3 separate regions of the Mus musculus genome follow, and all the other regions are linked to region 2. The links are chromatin loops, found by intact Hi-C in ENCODE. Cell type or tissue: gastrocnemius. All regions are shown on one strand.

The links. Hi-C counts contacts between places; a loop is a spot of excess contacts. Peaks named below come from ENCODE experiments on the same cell type or tissue, not always from the same donor. Only the 100,000 strongest peaks of a DNase experiment are listed, where the experiment ranks them.
Region 1: a loop joins it to region 2, with 2.5 times the contacts of the local background. A loop is called at or near these places in 3 of 42 quality-filtered maps.
Region 3: a loop joins it to region 2, with 2.5 times the contacts of the local background. A loop is called at or near these places in 3 of 42 quality-filtered maps.

Annotation. Positions count from the first base shown.
Region 1 is chr1:73,102,774-73,110,773 of GRCm38, forward strand. No RefSeq gene overlaps it. Among named protein-coding and RNA genes, the nearest start is that of Gm29185, 33 kb to the right of the region's middle. In gastrocnemius, no CTCF peak of the experiment used is centred here; a DNase peak (open chromatin) is centred at 3,220; H3K27ac peaks cover 730 bases.
Region 2 is chr1:73,046,723-73,054,722 of GRCm38, forward strand. No RefSeq gene overlaps it. Among named protein-coding and RNA genes, the nearest start is that of 1700027A15Rik, 35 kb to the left of the region's middle. In gastrocnemius, no CTCF peak of the experiment used is centred here; DNase peaks (open chromatin) are centred at 3,874, 5,101 and 5,298.
Region 3 is chr1:73,261,879-73,269,878 of GRCm38, forward strand. It overlaps Gm29185 (a long non-coding RNA gene), which reads left to right. Exons shown (of 5, transcript XR_865539.3): 2 at 7,197-7,291; 3 at 7,887-7,988. Among named protein-coding and RNA genes, the nearest start is that of Gm31344, 98 kb to the right of the region's middle. In gastrocnemius, no CTCF peak of the experiment used is centred here; a DNase peak (open chromatin) is centred at 3,322; H3K27ac peaks cover 2,960 bases.

The sequences.
Region 1 (8,000 bases), 56 kb after region 2:
AAGTAGATCCTTTTACCCACAGGCAGATGAGAGCAGACGTCAGATGCCAGTGACACTATCTCTTAGAGTCACAACCAACCTTGTTATTAGGGAAAATATTTCTAGTTTGACCTACTAGAAATCATTTAAGAAACAAAGATGAGCTCGAAGTGCTTGGTAAAAATGGGCATCAGTTGAGCCTCAATATGTGTCAGTCATTACACGTTTTTCTCACTCGTTATAATCTGATCACATAGGTGTTACTACTACATTTATTTTACATGTGTGACATGCAGGTTTGGGAGGTTTAAGTACTTGTCTAGGACCACATCACTAAGGTCTGTGAGATCCAAAATTTAAACCCAGGAAAGCTTAAAGAAATATATTATTGAAAGAAAAAGCTTCATCACAAGTCTTTTGTCAGAGTCATACTGCTATATCATCTCTAAGAATATAATGAACAAGATTTTCTATAGCAATAATAGAAAATCAAAATTTTAAGAATATGGACTCCAGTCACGTGAACTTCTGAGGGCAGAAAATAAGTAAAGATCAGGAAGCCGATGCTTCTCGTCCAGTCCTATGTTACCAAGGTTTTATGGTGCTGAGAGGAGAACCTGGACTTTCTGCCTCTGAAATCAGAGGGTTTTCTTCTAATCACGAAAGACAAGTGTGTGACTGTCTGCACCCCATAGCCCGCCAGTGATTAGTCATGCACAGGGTGGCTTTAAATAAGTGCAAGGGTATGTTATTATCAAAACTAGATTTGTGACTTGGGGTATTTGAGGTGAGGTATGAGAAGAATAGAGGTGACTTTTCATGTTCTTAGAAGGACTCTTTTGTAAGAAATAAATTTCTTTACCCCAGTTTTAGGACTGACTACTGTAGTATAAGGTATAGGCGAGAAAGGAGGGGAGAAAATTAAGAAGAATATGTGTGTGTGTATATATATATATATATGTATATGTATATATATTATGCATGTGAGTATATATGTATACATACATATAGATACACATATGTCCATAGATATTTATGTACATGTATTTGCAGTTATAAATGTAGGCTGTGTGTATATATGTGTGCATACATATAGATACACATATGTACATAGATATTTAGGTATATCCATTTGCAGTTGTAAATGTGAACTTTTAAGTATTTTTAAAGCAAAGAGAAAACCAACAGAAGTCATATTTTTGAGTAGAAACTCTTTTCGTTTTTGAAACAGGAAGTCAGGAGGAAAGATGACTTTCAATATTCTTAAAGCTCCAGGTGTGGGCAGGATGGAACACAGCCCTGTCAAAACAAATGCGGTAGGGGAGGAGAACCCAAGTGAACAGAATGCCCATGATATAAGACCTGAGCTGGACTTAAAGGCACAGTCCTACAGTGCCAGCTATATAGGGACCCGAAACAGAAAGATCACAAGTTCAAGGTCTGATTGGCTTACAGTGTACGTTTGAGGCCAGTTTGGGAAACATAGTAAAATTTTATTTCACAATAAAAAATATAAATTATTTTTCTAGTTCCATCCATTTGCCTGCAAAACTCAGGATGTCCTCATTCTTAATAGCTGAGTAGTACTCCACTGTGTAAAGAACCACAGTTTCTGTATCCATTCTTCTGTCGTGGGACATCTAGGTTGTTTCCAGCTTCTGGCTATCACAAACAAGGCCGCTATGAACATAGTGGAACACGTGCCCCTGTGGCATGGTGGGACATATTTTGGATATATTCCCAAGAGTGGTATTGCTGGGTCATCAGGTAGATCTAATTCCAATTTTTCTGAGGAACCTCCAGATTGATTTTCAGACTGGACCCTGGAGATCTCTCAGATACTGGAACACCAACCAGGCAGCATACACCAGTTGATATGAGGCTCCCAATGCATGTATAGCAGAGGACTGCCAGGTCTGGGTTTAGTCAGAGAAAGATTCACCTGGAGTCCCCAGGGAGTTTAGAGGTCTGGTGGGGTGGGGGGTGGGGACATCCTTGTGGAGACAGGGGTGTGGGGAGGAGGTATGGGATGACTGGGAGGGGAATAAAATCTGGAGTTTAAAAGAAAGAAAGAAAAAAGAAAGAAAGGAAGGAAGGAAGGGAGATGAGAGGGAGAGGGAGAGGGAGAGGAGGGAGAGGGAGAGGGAGAGGGAGAGGGAGAGGGAGAGAGGGAGAGGGAGAGGGAGAGAGGGAGAGGGAGAGGGAGAGAGGGAGAGAGGGAGAGGGAGAGAGGGAGAGGGAGAGGGAGAGGGAGAGAATGCTGTACAGACCTGTATCCAGATCTGCTGCTGAACCATTCATGAGGCCACGATCCAGGGCAGCTTAGAATCCTGTCAGTAGAGGGATGGTAAAGAAATGTGGAGTGTATATACAAAATGGCTTTTATTCAGCTATAAATAAGAATTGAATTATATCATTTGTATTAAAACAACTGAATATCATGTTTGATGAAATAAGGTTCTCAAAAAGAAAAATATATATATAAATTATTCTGGAAGATTTAGCTCAGTGGTAGAACATCTAGGTCCTAGGTTCTAACCCCTGCCCTGCTAAATGAGTGAATGAACAAATGAATGGAATGAAAGAACTGGCATTTCTAGAAAGGAGGGGGAACCTGTCCCAGGATAAAAAGGCACCAAAGACAGAAACAAGTCACAACAGAATAGTTGCTATATCTATGGGAAGTTTAGTGCCACATAATATTGACAGATTTTCATTGGATTGAAGAGGTTGAGAGTATGCTATCTATGTCTGGACAGTGGAAGAAAGTGGTGACCAAAAAAAAAAAAAAAAAATCAGGAAAAGAGTGGAGGTGAAAGGGGACATGAAAGTGAGGTTCATCTGGAAGACAGAGGTGCTATCCTCTAACCCCAAGTTTGGACTATTGCAGAAAAAAAAAAAAAACTCAAGAATGTCCTTTAAGGATATGAAGGATAATGAAGTCTTCATGTCATTGGAAGTTCCCTGTTTCTGCCAAGGTGAGGAAGATGGGAAGGGGAAGACCCATCAGAGCACACAGCTGCTGACTGTAGCCTCCACCTGCCATAGGAAGATTTCAGAGATGCTCATTAGAGGCCAGAGAAATGCAAAGCAGGTTGAAGAAGTAAGCTGCCTAGTCCAAGAGAGGCCAATGGAAAGAATCCAAAAATAGAACCAGAGGATCCAGTTCCAGCAGGAGGAACATGAGGGAGACAGATGAAGTGGGGAGCACAAACCCCTTGGGGAAGTGGGTTGAACTTAGGCCAGCAGGGTGGTGGAAAATAGCTTATGATGCCAGGAGAAAAATGAATTGAGTGAGAGGCCATGGGAGGGTGGGGGAAGAGGGCATAGGGCAGGCCCCGCAGGAATTGGAGACACAGAGTGAGAGATGATGACTATTCCAGCTGTCCAAGATCCATTCTTTTGATTTTGTACTGGCTGGATGAGAGTCTGGAGCTGAGAGTGGCTATCAGGGATAACAGAGGGTGCTGGGGAGGGTGAGTGTCAGGATGCTTGGTGTCATGGGGCAGCATGAGTGATAGATAGCGTTGCCTCTCCTTCATGCTTGTCTCAAGAGTGAGTTTCTTTCTTATGTTTGCTGTCTTCAGAGAACAGATTCAAGACCAGACTGTGCTCTGGGAAAGGGTAAGATAGACTTAAAGACACATGGTAGCAAGGGCCTCTGCACGCCCCCCCCCCCCAAAGAAACGCTCCATCTATGTCATGACCTTGGGAAGTGACAGACAGATAGGGTAGAGGCAGATCTTTGGCAAGGGTTGGCTAGTGACCAGAACTTTCTGCATTCATGGAGTTATCCCCACTCCTGGTCCTGTTCCTTTTCAGCTATCATACATGGTGGCGGTGCCCAGGAAGGATGCAGAGAAAGCCCCAAGGCAGTGCCCAGGAAGGATGCAGAGAAAGTCCCAAGGCAGTGCCCAGGAAGGATGCAGAGAAAGTCCCAAGGCAAACTGGGTCAAGTATAAGTGGTGTTCTAAACCCCTCCCATTGTCCTCCAGCACTTCCAGGAAATGAAGGAGGAAATAAAGAAGAGAGAGTGTTTTACTGGGGGTGGGCTTTGGGATTTCAAATGCTCAAGCCAGGCACTCTCTCTCTCCCCACCTCTCATTGCTGCCTTTGGACTCAGATGTAGAACTCTCAGCTACTCTCCCATATCATGTCTGCCTGCACGCTGCCATTTATCCCACCATGATGACAATGGACTAAACCTCTGACCTATAAACAAGCCCCAATTAAATGCTTTTCTTTGAGTTGCCATGGTAATGGCATCTCTTCACAGCAATAGAATATTGACTAAGACAATTCTCCATTCTTCCACACACCTGCACATCCTAGAGGATAAAAATGCCCTAGTAGCTAAGGCTCTACCTGGGATACTATGCACTGCACTTGTATTATGTATTAAGAGTTTATATCATGTTCTTTCCTTCATTCATTTTAAGTCTGTTATTTTCAAAACCCATCCAAATAAGCAGTGCAGGTAGATTTGATATAGAAGGTAAATAAGAGCAAACAAATAAATAAATAGATAGATAGATAGATAGATAGATAGAACATGATAAAGGTACAAGAGCTGAAACTACATCTGGAGAAATTGGGCTGAAATTAAGACTTATGAGCTGGAAGAATGCATTGCTAAAGGTAGCTGCAAAATTCTCTCTTCTAGGACTTAGAAGGAGGAGATGCTGGAGGAGGAGGAGGAGGTGCTGGAGAAGGAAGAGGAGGAGAAGAAGGACAGGAGGAAGAGGCAGAGGAGGAAGTGGAGGAGGAGGTGCTGGAGAAGGAAGAGGAAGAGAAGGAGAAGAGGAGGAGGAAGAGGAGGAGGAAGAGGAGGAGGAGGAAGTGGAGGAGGAGGTGCTGGAGAAGGAAGAGGAGGAGAAGAAGGACAGGAGGAAGAGGCAGAGGAGGAAGTGGAGGAGGAGGTGCTGGAGAAGGAAAAGGAGGAGAAGGAGAAGAGGAGGAGGGAGAGGAGGAGGAGGAGGAAGTGGTACAGATGATACAACATAGATTTCTCTATTTGGATTGAGGTGAAGTGGTAGTTATATTGTGCGACAGGGGCACAGGTAAAGTAATTGTGCAGGGTCTCCCAGGATGAGGACTCATAAAGTTGATACCTGACACTCACACTTGCATGAAAATTTTCTCCAAAGAAGAGACTTTCTTTTTGACGCTCTTGTCTGAAGTGAGAAGCCATGCCTCCTCCCTCATCAGTGGGCATAGCCTTATAGGAAGTATTTTAGAAACTGAAGAGACCAATGAACAATTCTTGCTCTTCAATCCAACTTTTATTGCTCTTCAGTGTGTTCTGGTTATATGTTGCTGTATGTGATTTGCCCAACAGTGGCTTGAACCATTATGTAACACTGAAGCTCCTAGCTCTCTGTGTTGACTGAGTTCAGTGGTGGGCATCTCTCTTGAACCCCCTCATGATGCTGCAGTCAGACACTGGCTAGTGCTACAGTCTTCTGAAGGTCCAAAGGAGCTAGCTAATCATCAGACTACTGCAGGCCCATGGCTGCTCTCAGTGCAGATTGTTGCCTGGAGCTCAGCTTGACTGTCTTCAATAGTTTTCTCCATGAAGCACTATGGCTATTGTCTGCTATGTCTAGCACCTTCCTGGGGACAGTTAGAAGTTTGAGTTCCCCTAGGATCCTATGTATTTCTTTGTATTACCAACACTTCTCTCTATTACAGGACTCAGGATGCCTGTGCAGGATTCCAAGAGGCCAAGTAACAAGCTATCAGAGGATTAGGCCCATACTTGCTCTCTTTGTGTCAAGGCTGTACTACTCAGATTCAAGGAGAAAGAACAGAGATCTCAATTGCACTTTTCTCAAAATACCATGTAATAGAGTGAATTAAAGTGGTATGGAGGAGTCAGATGTGAAAAATGTTTCCAGCCACACTGGCACTTAAACTATAAAGTTAAAAACCTTAGAATAGTTAAAACAGTTAAGTCAAATGAACTGCACTTTAGACTAATCCATTATTTATCTATTTACTTATTTACTGAATAGACATTTATAGAGGCATCATTAATGTTAGATACTCATATTTAAAAGATATTATACTCAGTACAAAGTATTGTAATTTATACCAAAGACTACATAAAAATAACACTACAAAGATATGATATTGTTGGCATAGTTATCCTGGTTCTGCATGGTATCAGGCAAAAGAGGAAAGAAATATTTATCATTAATAATAAAAATAGATGAAAGTTATGGGACCCAGTGGCCAAGTTAAATAAGTTTCTTTGGAGGGAATCTTTCTTGTGGGCATGTGTACCTTCGTTTCACATTATTTGGAAGCAATGGTGTATGTTCAAGACCCCTGAGTTCAGCTGAAATTGCTTAGAGGCCTTGAGAAAACAGTATCTATAATTCATGTTTCTGGACCAGGACTTTTGAACATGTCCAAAGGAGTCCCAGTGGGAAATGAGGTTGCTGAGTTAAAGAAAGTTGCCTGGCTATTGCTCAATGAGACTATTATAGGCCTACTCTAAAGAGAAGACACATCTCTGAGAAGAAACAGGGAGATAGACCACAACAGCAGTGGAAGATAAAAACACGGCTGGGTAATGTAAGAGGCAGTAGACATAGAGAAGAGGCAAGGACTTAGCTAAGCTTAGATTAGCAGAATCAATTATAAGAGCTGATTTAATTAAAAGCAAGTTTTACAAAAAAGCCTAGGATTTTTGGCTAATTTGTCTTTTTTTTTTTTTTTTTTTTTTTTTTTAATGAACAAGCATTAGGCAAAGCTTGGGGAATTCTGTGGAAGAGGGGGAGGAAGAATTGTAGGAGAGAGGCCAAGGACACCAGAAGCAAACCTACAGAATCAACTAACCTGAGCCCATAGGGCTCACAGAGACTGAACTGCCAAGCAGGGGGCCTGCATGGGACTGACCTAGGCTCTCTGCACATCTGTTACAGTTGTGTAGCTTGGTCGTCATGTGGGACTCCTAACAGCAGGAGCTAGGGTTGGCTCTGCCTTTATTGTCTGCTTTTGGGATCCTACTGGGCTACCTCATCAAGCCTCAGCGGAGGATGTGCCTAATCTTTCTGCCTCTTGATAGCCAGAGCTGGCTGATATACATGGGGGGCCTCCCCTCCACTGAAGAGAAACAGAGGAGGAGTAGATGGGGGCGGGGAGGGGAAGAAGGACTGGGAGGTAAGGAAGGAGGGAAACTTCGGTTGGGATGTAAGTTAATTAATTAATTAAAAAAATCGAGGGCTGAGAATACATCTCAGTGGTAGAATGCTTGTCTAGCACACATGAGACCCTAAGTTCAATTCCCCAAATTGCAAAGAACACTGTGAGTTGAGGATCGGCTAAGGCTCTCTTGGTAGAGTACTTGCCTAGTATGTGCGAAGCTCTGGGCTCCAACCTTAGTACTGCATAGGTACATGATGAATGCCTGTGCTCCCAGAACATAGGAGGTGCAGGCACGGGGATCAAGAACTAACTCAAGGTCATCCTCAGCTTCAGAGAGAGTGCAAGGTCAGCCCGGGCTACTAAGACCTCATCTCAAATGAAATGAAACAAAACAAAAGACAGAAAGGAAAGATGAAATCCTTGAACTGGATTCAGTGTGAAGATTTAGCCATGGTAACCCAATGGATCCACAGAACGCTTACAGAAAGGACAATGGCCCCTGGACAGTTCGCAGAAGAGTGTCTTTGGTGCTGCTTGCCATGGGAATCAGATGAGTCAGGCTAGAGTGATGGTTCCCAACCTGTGAGTTGCGACCCCTGCAGGAGGCAAGGGCCCTCTCTCAGGTCACATTATCAGGTATCCTGCATGTCAGATACTTACACTACTTGTGGGGAGCCGCCCTCACATTCGCCGTTGCAAGATGGCGCTGACATCCTGTGTTCTAAGTGGTAAACAAATAATCTGCGCATGTGCCAAGGGTAGTTTTCCACTACATGTGCTCTGCCTTCCCCGTGACGACAACTCGGCCGATGGGCTGCAGCCAATCAGGGAGTAATACGTCCTAGGCGGAGAATAATTCTCCTTAAAAA
Region 2 (8,000 bases):
GGAGGAAGAGGGACAAAAACCAGTTAATTACTTGGTTTAATCAGCTGTTTATTCTTTCATGATTTTTTTTTAACCTCTAACAAAAGGCTAGATATATTACAGTGTCTGTTGCTATGGCTGGATGAATGAGATAGACTCTGATCTTGTAGGGTGGAGCCTTAATAGCAAAACAGGTACTGATGGTGGAGCTGGTTTAGGAGCTGGGGAGTGGGGAGAAATGAAATGACATGATGACATGTACTGAGTGATGCTGAGTCAGAGGCATCCAGTAGTCAACGTGTTAACTATGCCAACTCTGTCCTCAGAGCTCCAGGCCCAAACCCAAATGGGATATCTCATCTCCCCCCCCCCCCCCCCCGTGTGTGTGTGTGTGTGTGTGTGTGTGTTCATGGATTCACATCTGTATGCAGGTGTTCCAGAGGATAATCTAGGGTGTCACCCTCAGGAACACCACCTTTTTTGAGATAAGGTCACTTTTTAGACGGGAACTCACCAGTTAGGTTAGACTGGCTGGCCCACAGGCCCCAGAGTACTTCTTGTCTCTGTCTCCCCAGCTCTGGGATTACAAGCATATACCACCATGTCTGATTTTTCCTTTGTATGTGGGTTCTAGGGACCAAAGACAGGTCATGCTTATTAAGTACTTTTAGCTCTCACGTTGACATTTTAGATTTAGTGTGTCCCTAGAGCACACCTGATAGATAGTTACCATTCTCTGAGCATGGCACCATCCTGTGCCCAAAGCTCAGAGCTCAGACACCTCCAGGCTCCTCCCCCTATCTCTCTGCCCATTTCCCAATTTGCCCAGTGTTTGAAGTCTCATGATTTCACCTCAAAAGTCTCGAACCTTCACCTTCTTGCTTCCTGCTTTTGAGACCTAGCTCACGATGTCATCATTTCCCACCTGGCCTCCTGCAACAGGCTATCTTTCTTCAGTAGCATATCTAGCTCTCAGGAAGATGGCTCCATTTTTTCAGGAACTCGCAGGTCCTCTAGCTTCTGCCTTCTCTTGGCATTTACTCAGCTTGAAACACAGATGTTTTCCTGCCCATCCTATTTGCTGTTTTCCTACCTCTGCAGATGCTACTCATTTGAAGCAAAGGGCTACATGGCCAATCCAGTAGAGGAACATATTTGCTTCCCATATGAACTATGGAAATGGTGGCTGAGGCAGTAGTTAGACTCTCTTCTGAGAGCTGTGTGAACGGGATGGAGTGTCCTCTCAATGGTTGGACTTTACAGAGATCGATGCAGAAAGGAGTGATAAGCTCCCAGCATACTTCAGTCTCTGTGTTTCAGGGCATTCAGTATGGCAGGCCTGTGAGGCCCATGAGGTTGCCTTTGTCTCCATATCATTCCTTATGCTAAGACCTGTCAGCGTTGCCTTAATAAAAGAGACCTGACAAAAGAGAGTTTAAGTGGGAAGGAAGGCTTTAACAAGAGAGGTGTAAACAAGGGAGAGACGCATATCCAAGTCAAAGATGCCCCAGAAAGTTAGCTGGGGGCTCTGTGCTTTGGAGCCAATGAAAGGCTTCCTGACTAGTTCCTCTCCCAAGGCATCCTTCTTCTGAAGGGCATTTACTAGGATGCAAAGAAAGCCACCAGGAAGTCAGTGACAGGAACTACTCTCATTCCCAATCACATGCTTGTGCCTTACCTGCACTTCCAGGAGGCAGACCTTATGTAGAGTTTGGTAAGGTAGTTTCTTGGTCTTGAAAACTGGCAAATTGTTGAGCGTGTTGATGCACACATGCCATAGAACCTGAGGTCAGAGACCAAATACCAAAGCTGGGGTTCAGTGAGATAAAGACCCCAGTAAGAGGGGAGGTGGTCTCAGAAGGCATGACCGGAGACAAGCATTTCCAAACGCATTGTTACTTTGAGAGTTTGGAATCTGGCCAAAGTTAGAAATTCAACAGTTCCATTTTACAGATGGGAAGGAGGCGGAGCAGAGGGTGATTTGCTCAAAGCAAGTATCAGTCTGTCTCAGAGGTGTTAATAGGAGTCAAGGGCTTACCCTAGCCTTCACCACTGTACTCTGGCATCACTGGTATTTGATGCACAATTCTATAGAATGACAGTATGAGAGAGACAGGGAAGAATTCTGAACTTTTTTTTGGAGACAGTGTCTTCTTGAATTCATTAACTCAATGGTTCTCAACCTTCCCAATGTTGTGGTCCTTTAATACAGTTCCTTACGTGTGGTAAACCCCCCATCCATAAAATTATTTCCGTTGGTACTTCATAACTGTAATTTTGCTATTGTTATGAATCATGATGCAAATGTCTGATATTCAAGGTATCTGCTATGCGACCCATGTGAAGGGTAGTTTGACTCCAAAGTGGTCACGACCTTTGGGTTCAGAACTGCTACACTAAACAGAGGAAGACCGTGAGCACCCCATTCTTTTGCGTCCACCTTCCAAGTGCTAGAATTATAGGTGTACACCATCAAACCCAGCTAGGAAGTTTAGTTTTCAGCATTGTGGAATAGTAATCTATTAATAGAAGTTGTCGAAAAATTATAAGATTTTTTTCAAATGCCATGTAACACACTTTTATTGTAAGTGTATTTTGTTCTCTAATACCTACCATGCATTACTTCATTAAAGTCTTACACTTAGGTGGGTTTGCCTTGCGGCGAGGAAAACAGATCTACTTCAATAATGAATGCTCTACCTGTAGTCAACTGGGCCAACTTTAGTGACAATGCTTACATACTTTTCTGTAGTTTTCAGTTGACTGGAAAAGTCAATAAGACTGTCACCAGTATTCTACTGACTTCCGTCCTGGTGTGATTTATATTGCCCTGAAAAGTGTGTAACCAAAAGCAGCTAGCCAAGCTTATCATTGAAGGAATCTGAAGCAGAAACTCAAGTTAGGAACCTGGAGGCAGAAACTGAAGCATAGTTAAGGGCGGGATGCTGCTTTTTGGCTTGCTCTGCATGGCTTTGCTCAGCTTGCGTTTTTATACAACTCAGGACTACCTGACCTAGGGGTAGTGCCACCCACAGTGGGCTGGGATGTCCCAAATCAATCATTAATCAGGAAAATGCCCCCAAAGACATGCCTATAGGCAAATATGATGGAGACATTTTCTTAATTGAGGATCCCTCTTCCCAGATAACTTTAGTTTGTGTTACATTGATAGAAAACAAAACAAAATAAACCAAAACCAAAACCAATCAACCAATCAAAACTAATCTGTGTGTCTCCTTTGGTCATATCTCAGGTAGAATATATGATTACCTTTCACCCACACTTTAAGAGAGACACATGCTCCTATTTAATAGACTGAGAAAATAAGAAACAAAGAGAGACTAGTGGGCCATCAGGGAAGTGCAGGAACCTCAGAATTTGTGATGTACCATAGTCTTCCATTTCAAGGTCTACACACTTATTTGTATGAATTTATTACCATTTTAATGAGATTAGAGTCAAATGTTGTCAAAAAATGTATGTTGGAAACACTGAGACATGTTCTTTGTATTTTGAAGTGATGAGGTCACAAGAGAATGTAGAGCGGATGTTAGAAAGACAATGGAGGTGCAAAGAGAGTAGAAGCCATCTGGCAGTGTATTGAGGAATGGATTAGAAGTCTGGAAACAGTTCACCTAGCCTTTCTGATTCATCCTAAACCTGTACTTCTTTTTCCTTTTGGTGTAATAACTTATTTTTCTCTGGGACTTACTTTTGCAGGTCCGTTGCTTCTGGTACTTGAAGAGCCTTTAGGCCTGAGTTGCATCTTTTCTCTCCTTACTGGTTGGTCTTGAGTTCCTGTCTGTTTAGGATGGCTTCAGGTTCATGATCCGGTTTTGTTTCTGAAATACCTGCCTCTCTTCACGCACAGGAATGGCAGATGCTGGAGATGATCTGGCTCCCTGCCAAGTTTCCTTCAGAGATTCCTTCCAAAAAATTCCTTTCAGTAGCCATAAAACTGAAAAGTTACAAAACAAAACAAAAAAGTAAGCAGACGGCTCCCTGGGCCGATGCTGAGAAATATTCCATGTGGTGCCATCATAAGTTTTAAATGGAAGTGTGATCTTGCTCTTCTAGCTCTGTAAGTTTCAATTTTTAGATAAGTTTGTTTAACTTACATTCCAAATTAGAATAATGTTTTCCTGTATTGGTCTATTTTGAGCCACTGTGGCAGGGAGTGGGTAATTTATAAAATGCGAAAATGTATTGGCTCACTATTAGCTCACAGTTATGGAGGCTGGGAGATCTGATGCCCAGGTACCCAAATCTAGAGAGGGACGTTGAGGACGTAATCTGACAAGACGCACCGCATGTTAGTTTCACATTGTAACTACTGTGAACGTGCTTCAGTAAACACTGCTGTACAGCCATGCTGTGTTGAGTTGGTATGGCGGGATCACACGGAAGACCTATTGTTAAGTTTTTTTTTCTTTTCTTCTTCTGTTTTGAAATTGTGAAAGAACAAATTTAATTCATAATATATAAAAAAAAATACCAACAAGCACAAGAAATCTTCCTCAGCCCCAAAGGCAAGGGTGGCTTGCAGACTAATGTAGAGGCACATGAAAGGCATTGAGTCTAGCTGGTACAGATTCCTGGTAACAATTTTAGCTTCAAAAGGAGTACGAAGACTCGAATAATCTCTACAATAAAGGGTATCATTTTTAAAAACTTTTAATTGACTCCTTATGAATTTCATATTAAGTTTCCCCTCCCCCATCAACCTGTCCCCTCATATCCACCATTCACCCTTGCAGCATCCCACCCCCAAAATAACACACACACACACACACACACACACACACACACACACACACACACTCATACACACTCACACACAGCATAGAAATCATCCTGTTGTGGAAGCTACAGTGTCACAGTGTGCCCCATAGTATGTCTCTCTGTCCACACACCTTCACTTGCAAATGCTTATTGCAATGAGTCATTGGTCTGGTTCCAGATCTCTGGCTTGTGACACCATCAGTATTGAATCTTTACCAGGATTCCTACTGGTCGTCCCATCGCTGCCCAGTGTCATGGAGATCCTGCAGCTTTGGATCAACAGGACTGGCTCTTTCACATGTCCCAACCATTCACAGAGGATATCGATTTTGCGATGCGCCAAGTCAGAGCCCTGGATTTGGGCCTCAGTGGCAACCAGTTCACCATCCTGCTGGCAATCCCTTATCTGCACTACCAGGGCAAGCTCTCTAGCACTGCTCCAGCTAGACCACCCAATGCCCTCATTGGCAGGAGACAGAGTCAATTAATTCTCCCACACTCAAGGCTTCCGCGGTGGGCCAGCTCCACTGTGCAGCCTGAGGTGCAGGGCCCAGGTGAGAGGTGAGAGATGGGGCATCCTCCCCAGCTAGGGAGGGGCGGGGCCAGATATGTACAGCCACTAGATATCCGAGTGTTTCTGGCAGCTGTCCACAAAGGGCTTCTCCATGTCCTCTAGTGGTAAAATGAGCCATGGTTATCGACACTGACCCCTGCTGCTGTGTAGCTAAGGACCCAGACATGACCCTCAGGGGCAGCTTCGGTTACGTCCTCACCATGGCCCCGTGTGGTGCGCTGGCCACGCAAAATAGGCTACTCCTCCAGTTCCATGTCTCTTCATGATTTACAAGCTGTTCCACTCCTCTCCCATCTGATCCCACATACTAGCACATTGCGGCGGTTCCTGCTGCAGGTTGGCCTTGTAGCTGGTGGGCCCCTGGGTGGCATCCTCCATCTGTACTGCACGACAAGTCAACAAGTGGGTGACCATGGCCCATGTGCCCAAGGGAAGGTCTGTGGGTGGCATGGCAGTCCGCGGGTCTCTGTTGGTCTTCCTCCTCCCTCGATGTGCTGTGTGGTGGTAAGTGTTGATGTTTAGTTTGTTCTTTTCTTCTTGTGAGGATGGGAACGTTTATTTTATACGCCAGACTGCAAACCAGAAGCCTATACTGTCTCTTCTCTTCTTCTAAACGTTTGAAGGTTTTCTTTTGTATCATAACATTGTCTTTCACAAGCCCCTGGGGCAAGCACGCACGCACGTGCTCGCGCTCGCGCGCACGCGCACACACACAAAGATGCTCAGATCACACCCCATATCAATTAACCCAGAATCTTGGGGAAAGCATTTTTATGTTGTAGAATCTTCCTTGGAATTATAGTGCCTGTCCAGAGTTGAAAACCTCTCTTCTTCCATATTTAATGCTAGAATGCTCCCTTCTTTCCAATACTAGAGGTAGACTAGGATGCAATACTACCTATAATTCCATAGGAAACAGACAGGGCAGGCTAGACCCACCACTCCTGCTCTTAGCCTGAAGCCACAACTCAGGCAAGCAGCATGAAGGCAGAGCTGTAAGGCCGTTGCATGATCCTGGCCTAGTGTTTAGGACCTGTGGGATATTCCCCACTGAGCATGCACTGGGTCCAGGGTTGCTTCTAGGAAATAGAATATGTCAGATACAATGTGATCTGAATTAGTTGATTTTGAGGACAATGGATCTACACGATCCCCAGTCATATAAGAGGGCTATGCTTCCAGAGAAAATATCCAACTCTGAAGGACCAAGAACCAATTAGAAGACCCAGAGAGGGTTTACCCTCTCCTGGCCTTTTGATACTACATGAAAGAAAATATCTTACTTATAGCTTCTGAGACCCTGAACAGAGGCCTCAGCTAATCTGTGAGATACAAATATGTACTATTTAAAAGTCAGCTTTATTTTTGTCTGCAATTGGTCGTTTAGTGATGGAAAAACCAACACAGATATTTTGGCATAATGGAAAACTAGCTTTGTAGCTAGATATATTTGGGCTTTTTTTTTCCTCTCTGTTAATACATGCGCCACTACTGATTAATTATTTAGGGTCACTAGACTTCAGTTTTCTCATAAATAGAACAGAAAAAAAAATTCTTACCTTGCTTGATTGGCAAGGGCTTGCGAGACATGGAGATGTGTGTACATGTTCCATGCCTGAAGCTCTCAGGGCTCAGAGCTGTTATCCTTATAGTCTCTAGGATGCTAGAGAAGATACAGCTTCCCCCCTCCCCGTGAAGAGGGAAGTCATGCAGAGAGAGCACTCCCGACGGCCTTGTATTACATTCCAGCTTGTTTTCAGCAGGCCCATTAAAAGATGGGCTTCGTAATGGCCAATGTGAATTTCTCCTGCTCACAGGCAAGGTTCTTCAGTTCATGTTCACCTTCTATGCAAATTCACAGCTGACACGGATTTAGAGCCTTAGGTATTAGAATAATAACTGCAAAGCAATTTATAGCACAGGGATCGTCTCCCATGAATATCCTCCAGTTTGGTCCTCCCCACCTGCTGTGAAAAGGCCCTGTTTCCTCAGCTTTATGAGCAGAGAAATGGAAGCTCACAGAGTATAGCTTATCCAAAGTTACAAAGCCATGGAGAGGCATAAATGAGAATTGATTTAAGGCCCACATCACCGGTCTGCCTTGCTTTCTCTGTATCATGCTCTCTGGCTTTCTGATCCTTTTCTTCCCTGAGCTAACCAGCTCACTTGGTTCTACGTCTCTGGGGGCAGGGTGTGTGTGTGCCTAACTTTACATCTGTCAAACTAGAGAGCTAGTTAAAACTATTACCAGCTCATAAAATTGTCCATGTCGCCCAGACCATGTCTTAGTTTGGATTAAGGGCACACATGAGCCATCTGCACGAAGCTTTCATCCTTAATCATCCAGCCTTGTTATTGAACAGTCATATGCCTTGGCTTTCTGAAGCATGAGTATGTGTGTATGTGAGTGTGTGTAGGTATGTGTGTGTGAGTGTGTATATGTCCGTGTGTGTGTGTGTGTGTGTGTATGTATGTATGTATGTGTATGTGTGTGAGTGTGTATGTGGTGAGCGCATTTATGTGTATGTGAATATGTGTGGTGAGTGTGTGTGAGTTTGAATGGGAGTGTATGAGTGTGTGTGAGTGTATGGATTTAAGCATGTATGAGTATGAGTGTATGTATTTGAGTGCTTGTGAGTATGTGAGTGTGTATATATGTGTATGT
Region 3 (8,000 bases), 220 kb after region 2:
CCATCAGCCCATTCTGTATGACATCATTGGATTAACGCATGGATGAAATCATGGTCCTAAGGATCATCTGTCAGTAGAGCAAACAGCTGGAGACTAGGCCTTAAGCAAAGGAGCCTTTTCCAAAAACACTTTATACCCAGACCCTAACATTAGAGTAGCATCCTTTCTTATCATTCGTGGGATGCACATCTATGCATGAGTTTTGTTACCTTTCTAACTGTTTCCTCAAACGCCTCCTACAATGATAATCCTTTCTTCAAAATTTACTGCCTTTTAACTGAGGTCCTACTTAAAAATGGTTAGCATAAAGTATGACATGTTGTAAATATTCAAAAACAGTTATCCTGATACTTTGTGAATGTCCAGTTATGCCATTTCATAGCCATTTCATTTGTCAACAGAGGAGATCTCAAGACATGATTCAGGTCACACTAGTGAGATCACTCTCCATGGAGTCTCATCTTCACCAGGGCCCGCCTGCCCACTCTCACCGCTCTGGCCACTTCCCACCATCTTCCTTTTGAGTCTCCTGTATTCAAGTCTCCTGGAGCTCACTGGCTCTGGTTCTCCCCTCTGCAGCTGTAACACCTGCTGCAGGGGTCCTGTCTGGATCTCAAGCATCTACCTGAAGCATCCAAAGAGTGTACCCACCAGCCACTCTGGGATGAGGCAGAGCATCGTTACAGCAGTGTGTGGTTCAAAAAACCTGCTTACCTCATGGTGAGAAGGAAATAGTAAGACAATTTGCAGTCCTAATAGCTCCTCTACCGGACTTGGAAATACAGTTTGCCTTGTAGCTTATCCCTAATTGCATCACATAATAATAATAATTGCAACTACAACTATCACTTATTCAGCTCTTACTATATTCTAGGCATATGTTTCTACTTTAGTATACCTATTAATATTACAAGGTATGAATTACTATTATTTATTTTGTAGTTTATTAAAAAAAAAAACCCTAGAGCTCACTGAAGTAATGTAGCTGACCCCGAGTCATGTCAGTAAACAATTAAGCCAAGACTCAGCTTCCCTTGTTTGACTATGTTATGTCCCTCACCAGAGACTTGTTACAACATATACATTCCGTAGATACAAAATGAACACTGGTGGGCTCGTGGAACAGCAAAGAGGATGCAGCATGGTACAGATGGGCTCAGTGGAAGCCTCACTGTGTATTCAAGATTTCAAAGGACAAGAGGAAATTTCCTGCTTCCCTCATCTCCCTATCTCCTTTGCACTGTGCAGAAACTGACACAGAATAGTACAGTCAAGAAACCCAGACCCTGCACAGACCCTTTCCCTGCCACACCCAAAAGCCTGTCACTGCTACCTACAGTTGAATGTTTCTAGGCAGGCTGGGCTTGATGAAGTCACCAGTAACATACTCAAGGCTCCAAACAACATTGCAAAGATGGAGAAAAAGAATAATACGGTAGAGGATGCAAGAGCTTTCTTTCCCAGAAGGCTTTAGACTTGAGGCTGCCTGAGGAGCTGAGCACCTCCAAATGCCAGGTACATTGCAAGACACGTGGCACGTACAGCCTTTCTTTAAAATACATAATTACTGCAACCTCATCCAAACCCACTGACGGATGTGCAGAGTGGGAGGACTAGGTGACATCTCACCTGGACTGGAGCAGAGGGGTAGTGCTTGCACATCCCTTTTTCCACAGCCACACATCTTCCTAAGTTATATGGTCTTCATGTACCTGGAGCTCTTGCACCAGGGTCCTCTATCCTACCCCACTACCCCACACCTCTTAGGGTGCCTCAGTATTTACACAATGTACACGAAAATCCACCCTGCATCTCCAGTCTCTTCCCACCTCACAGCCCACTCCTGGACCTGTGTTCTCAGTCTTATGCAAATGAACCAATCACCTGCTGGGAACAAGAGATGACAGGAAGATTGGCTTGCTATTTACACCTCTATATACATCTCACTTTCTCAACTACCCAAGATGCTTAAGGGAAAGCCTGGAATGTACACATTTTCCCATAGCTTGCCTTTCTCCCAGTCTTCCTATAGTTTACTGAAAACATGAAGCGCTCATGGTGCTGGGCATGCTCAGAGATGACATGTGGTAGAGACCTTCAGAGCATCCTCATCCTAGAAAGCAAAGTTGTATTGAGGCCCAGGACAGGGAGGCTGGGGTAGAGCCCTTGACAGCTTTTTCACCTCAGAGGACATTTTTAAGACAACAGATCCAAGGTGAATAGAGATACACATAATTCCAGATGTGGTGACTCCTTGCTCTGAGTATATCTTTTATATACATTTAAGTACCTTTCTGATACATGTTTTAACTTTAAATTTTATTTCTTTTCTCTCTCCCTCTGCCTCCTCCTCCTCTTCCCCCCCCTCTCTCCCCCTTCCCCTCTCCCCCTCCGTAACCCCTCTCTGTAGCTATATGATCTGGGTGTGAAACTGTGGGTACAATCTGTGCTTTGGCATCGGTTGGAATTCTGAACTCAGCTTTCTAGCGGCAGTATGTATGCACCTTTCTTGTGGTTAAAAAAAGGTCTCTGGTCGTTTTTGTTTCTGTGGTGTTGCACACTCCAGTGCCTTCAGCTTTGGGGCGGTTCTCCTGTCCCCATCTCCCATCTTACCACAGGAGTTCCAGGATTACAGATTCTCAGTGCTATCGCCCACAGTTCTCTTGGGATGGGCTCAGTGAGGTCTGCGGATTGAACTCAGGTTATCAGCTTGTGTGGAAAGTGGGTTTTACCTGTTGAGCCACTTTTGCCAGCCTCCATTTCCTAACGTTTTTTTGCACTATGTACAAAAGAATACCAGTTAGGACTAATATCTAGTGGATATTAGTAAGAAAGCATAATGAAACCAGATACCCTGGTCTTCTTAGTTTTAGGTTTCAGTGTACCGTGGCCTAGGAGTGAACTTGAAAGCTATGATTAATGAGGCTTTGGCATGACAACGATTATGGTTTCAGTACATAGAGCACTTTTGGACATTTAAAATCATTTACACATTATTTTGCTTCCCCCCCCCCCAACACTGTGTGAGTGAGGCAGGGTGTGGATTATTTTATATATATATATATATATATATATATATATATATATATATATATATATATATATATATATATGAAATATATATATGATGGTCCTCTGGTCCAGTAAGTGATGTAGCTCCCTAATACGACAGACCCGCTGCCCTCATAAGCCCTGGCATTCAGGCAGGACAGAGATAAGGACGTGTCAGGCTATGTGCAGGGAAGGAGACTAAGCAGCATGATTCTGCAGTCCTGAGTGCTGCTGGCCAGGCTGGGCCCTTCCACCTCCTCCTCTCAGCCCTGCACCCCAGGACCTCTTTGTCCTGGCCAGTTCTTGCTTTGAGCTCAGCACAGAAGGCCGCTGCTTGCTTCCAAGTTGGCTGTTTACTAGTGGAAATTAGGTGCCAGAGGTTTTTGCTGGTGACTGCTCTTTCCCAGCACTCTCCCATGGTGTCATATTTTCTCAGCTTGTTCTTAAACTCATCTTCCTGACCCTCCTGGTGCTCAGTGACCCTTTCTCAGGTCACGGAGATGAGTTCACCACAGACTCCAATACCTCCTTCCCTAAGCATCTATGTTATCTAAACCCTGTACAACTTAGAGACTAGATCGCACCACATCCACCAAACTTGGAAGCCCATTCCATAACTGAAGGTGGTTGGTGGGTTAAAAGAGCCCAACAGCCCACATTCTCCATTTTAGAGTGAAAGCATTATAGACCCAGGACTCATTAGGGGAGCCCTGCCCAACCTAATAGCCAGTTACAGGGAAAGCTGGTCGAGACTGCCTGTCCCCACCTCTATCTCCGACTCATCCCCTTCCCCACTTCTCGATGTCTACTTGAAGTCATCTGATCGGTCCTGACCATAGTATCCCGATAGCTCCTAGCAGACTTCCTTCCTGAATCTTTTATACTGCTCTGATACTTCTAAGAAGATATACCTCTGCTGCTGGAATGACAGCTCTTCTGGAATCACAGCTCTTCTGAAGCCCTCACCCAAGTGAATCAGATAAACTCTGGCTTTTTTTTTCCTGTGTAGCCTCCCTGGCTGTCCTGTCCAAAACTTGCTTTGTGGCTGGCCTCAAATTCACAGAGATCCATCTGCCTCTGCCTCCTGAGTGCTGGGATTAAAGGTGTGAGCCACCATGCCAGGCTGGGCTGTAAACACTAGCTTCTTAAGTACTCAGCTTTCTTCATACCTCAAGCATTTGACCACAGCACAGTGAGGAGTGCACTGGCTTGTTTTCCTCATCTAATTGACTTCAACTTAAATGCGGAATTTTCATCTTCTGTTTTCTCATACTGTTTCTAGGTGAAGGTGTGGTAATGTGAGCCCCTCCCCCCCCCCCAGTACATAACAGTAATGTTATATCCCATGAACAATAGTAATGTTACATCCCTTGCATAACACTAGTGCTATATCCCATGCATACCACTAATGCTATATATTATGTATGTTTCCCCATACAGGAACAGTTCTCTCTCTGAAAGGAAAGGGGGCTGCAAATCACAGAGAACCTAGGGCAACATAATTCACTGAAAAGAAACAAGACCATTCACGACCAAAAAACTTCTTCACCTACTATTCACAGTATCCTATTAACTGCTAATAGTGATATTAGTAAATTAGTGATAAACAAGCTATAAATGGCATATAGCATGCCATTCTGATGTGGTATGTCTAGTAACAATCTATACTATATGGTTGTTAGAATATAAATATTATACATAATATATAGTAAGTATATTTATTGGAATCATTCTAAGCAGTGTATTCATATTATTGCACTGAATTCTTACAACATTCTCACAAGGTGGGTTATCATTGTTTTATAGATGGAGAAACAGATACACAAAAAATACAAGAGACTTGTAAAAATGATAAATCTGAGCAAAGACAACTGGTAATATTTAAAATCACAGGGCTCTGAGGGTATGGATTGGGTTCACAGGTACCCTTAGCATAGACTGCCCATCAGGCTGAATCTATTTCTAAAGCAGTGTTTCTCTGTGTACATCATGCTCACAGTATTTAGTTGTATATTATTTCCAAATGGAAATGGAGTTCATTGATCATTTAAGTATTATGTTCACTGTGAAACAGTTCAACACTGTTGAAAAGTAAAACTGTTCCAAATGGTTTCAGAACCTCTAGATAATCACTGCTATTGCTGTGGTGGGTATCACATGAAGATTTTTTTTCTATGCATAAGCATGCATGAATATCCATGCTTTCATTAAGTGGAGTATTGCTATATGTATTTTATTTCCTTTTAAAAAATTGATCTGTTAGTCAACTTCGCACAATCTAGAATCATCTAGGCACATAATTTCAATTAAGGAATTACCTATATCAGGTTTACCCATGGGCATGTCTGTGGAGGACTTTCTTGACCATTGATTGATGTAGAAAGACCCATTCCATTTTGGGTGGAACCATTCCCTAAGCTGGACCTTGGTTTATATAAAAATAAAGAAAACTAACAAAGAATCAGGCTAGGCAACATGGATATATTCGTTTCCCTCTGTTCTTGACTATGACTATAAGACAACCTGTTGTCTCAAACCTCTGTGACTTAACCACATGGTGGACTGTTACTTGGAATTATAAGCCAAGTAACTCCTTCCCCCCCACCAAGTTGATTTTAATAAAATATTTTTATCACAGAAAATAAAACTAGAATATAATACAGCCTTATTTTCAGTATTAAGACATTTTAGAACTCAGATCACTTTTAATGGTTAGTGGTATCCGAATTACTAGATATGCAGTTTCCTCATATAGGAGACTTTCCAGGACCACCCCCCTCCCAGTGGATTTCTGAAATCACGTAACACTATAAGCCAATGTCTTTTCTACATAATTAACTCTGTAGCCTTCACTTGAATAGTGTGAGGTGTAGTGGCAAAGCTAACATGAATCCCTTACTCCTCCTTCATGATTTCATGGGTAGAAGATTTGTCCTTAGCACTGACCTCAACAACCTCGGCATACCTTTCCCCCACTTTTTATGAAGTTGACATGTTTTATCTTTTTTTTTTTCCAAAGGATGCACTTTATAGACTCTTGGCACATCTGAGTTGCCAGCATCACTACTCTTGTGCTTCAGGGTCATCATTAAATAAAGTAAGGTTAATGGACCACAAGCACCTGGATACCTGAGATGCCTAAGTGACTCTGAGGGCAGGAAACATGTACAGCAGAGATGCTCTAGACAAAAGAGTGATTGGCGTCCTGGGTGGGCTAAAGAGGTGATGTGAGATCTCATCCTGACACTTGGAACAATACACATTAAAACTCAAGAGCTGCCTTTTTTTTTTTTCAGATTTTTTCCATTCATATTGTAGGTCAAGCTGAAACTGCAGAAAGTGAAATTACAGACAAAGGGACTACTCAATTGTAACAGTATATATATATATTTCCAAAGCGTTGCTATTGTAACCATTGATACAATTTTTAATTATGCAATTTTTCTTTTCCATTCTGGCTAAGCTTAGATGTACTCTCGTAGTCTAGGTTTTCATTTCTGTTTCTTTGATCAGCAAAGAGGTTGAATTTGCTCATCTTTTCATTGACTAGTGTTTAGCATTCCTTTCTTAGATTTCATTACTTTATTTTCCTCATTTCTTTCCTCATTTCTAGAACAATTTAAATAAGAGATCCAGCCCTGTATTGCTAGATACATTGCAACCGATGTTTAGAAATTTAGAAGCGACTTCAAAGGTCTTCTATCCTAATCCCCCAGCTTTACAGATTGTTAGAGAAATGAGGTAGCTCAGCGTGTGTCAAGGTTTACAGTCCTGAAATTTACAGGGATTTGTTAAGGTTTCTATCTAATGTAGATCTCTTAAAAGACAAAAATAACTCAGTTGACCACGTACGTGTAGCATAGAGCTCTTCATGAAAGTGGTGCCTTCTGTTGTTTTTTTCCCCTTGCGTTTTTTGTGCCAGGTTTTCTTTGTTTCCAGTGAGAACAGAAGTAGGACATGTTGGGGAGAAGCTAGTTTCCCAAACATCACTGGGGAATGTTCATCTCATTAGAGGGAGGACATTGGATCTGGTAACTGTTGATAGTCGTTGTAAGCCTAAGGACAGCTTGCTGGGTCTCTTGGATGCTTTTGTGTGCTAAGAGCACTTCCCCATCCTGTGTGTGACTGTGCACATGGTTTTACAGGCTGATGTTCGCCATGATGGATGAGGGCTCCTCCAAGAACCTGCTAACAGCTCCGAGCACCTCCTCTGAGAGGACATTTGAAAGCTGCTATCATGGTGAGATTCAGACTCACATCTGTTTTTCATGCCTTTCCATAATGGGAATTGCATTTGCTTTCCCGTTGCTGCAAGAAGGGAAGGGCACAATCTAAAATTAGGAATCCTGGTGAACAGAACGTACACTTGTCCCTCAACAGTGCAGGTTGGCTTCTTATTCTTGATTTATTCTAGGAGAAAAATATTCTTAGCCTAAGGGTCAGGGGAGACAGCTTGAGGAAGCAATTGTAGAAGTCAATTGGAAGACAGGAGAATGAGGGCGGAGGTAGGAAAGCCATCAAAGTGTGTTTATTGCTAATAGATTATTCCAGACTTCCTCTCTTAAATGGGGGAATGTGTGGAAATCTGCTTGTTCATTGTGCAACATAGCGAGTTAAAAGGGGCGGGGGACCCAGAATTCTTAAAGGGAAAAAAGCCAGGGAAGAGTGAAGCAGGTGTTTCCTGCTGTCCAGTCCTCAGAGGAACACTCAGCCCTGGGAGGGAGCTTTCCACACCCTGAAAATTAAGGAAGCCATACTTTTCCATCAGCCTAATTTAGTGGTCAGACTCACAGTCACCAACACAGCTTCTTCTTCCCTCTTTCCCCGTCTCTTAGCCTCAGAGGTGTGAGAGACCAGTGAAACCTCCATTCTCTGGGATCCTTCTTGCACCTGGAATACATAGCAACTATGGAATCGGCTTTTTGAACGTGTAAAAGGTAGCTTTTGGT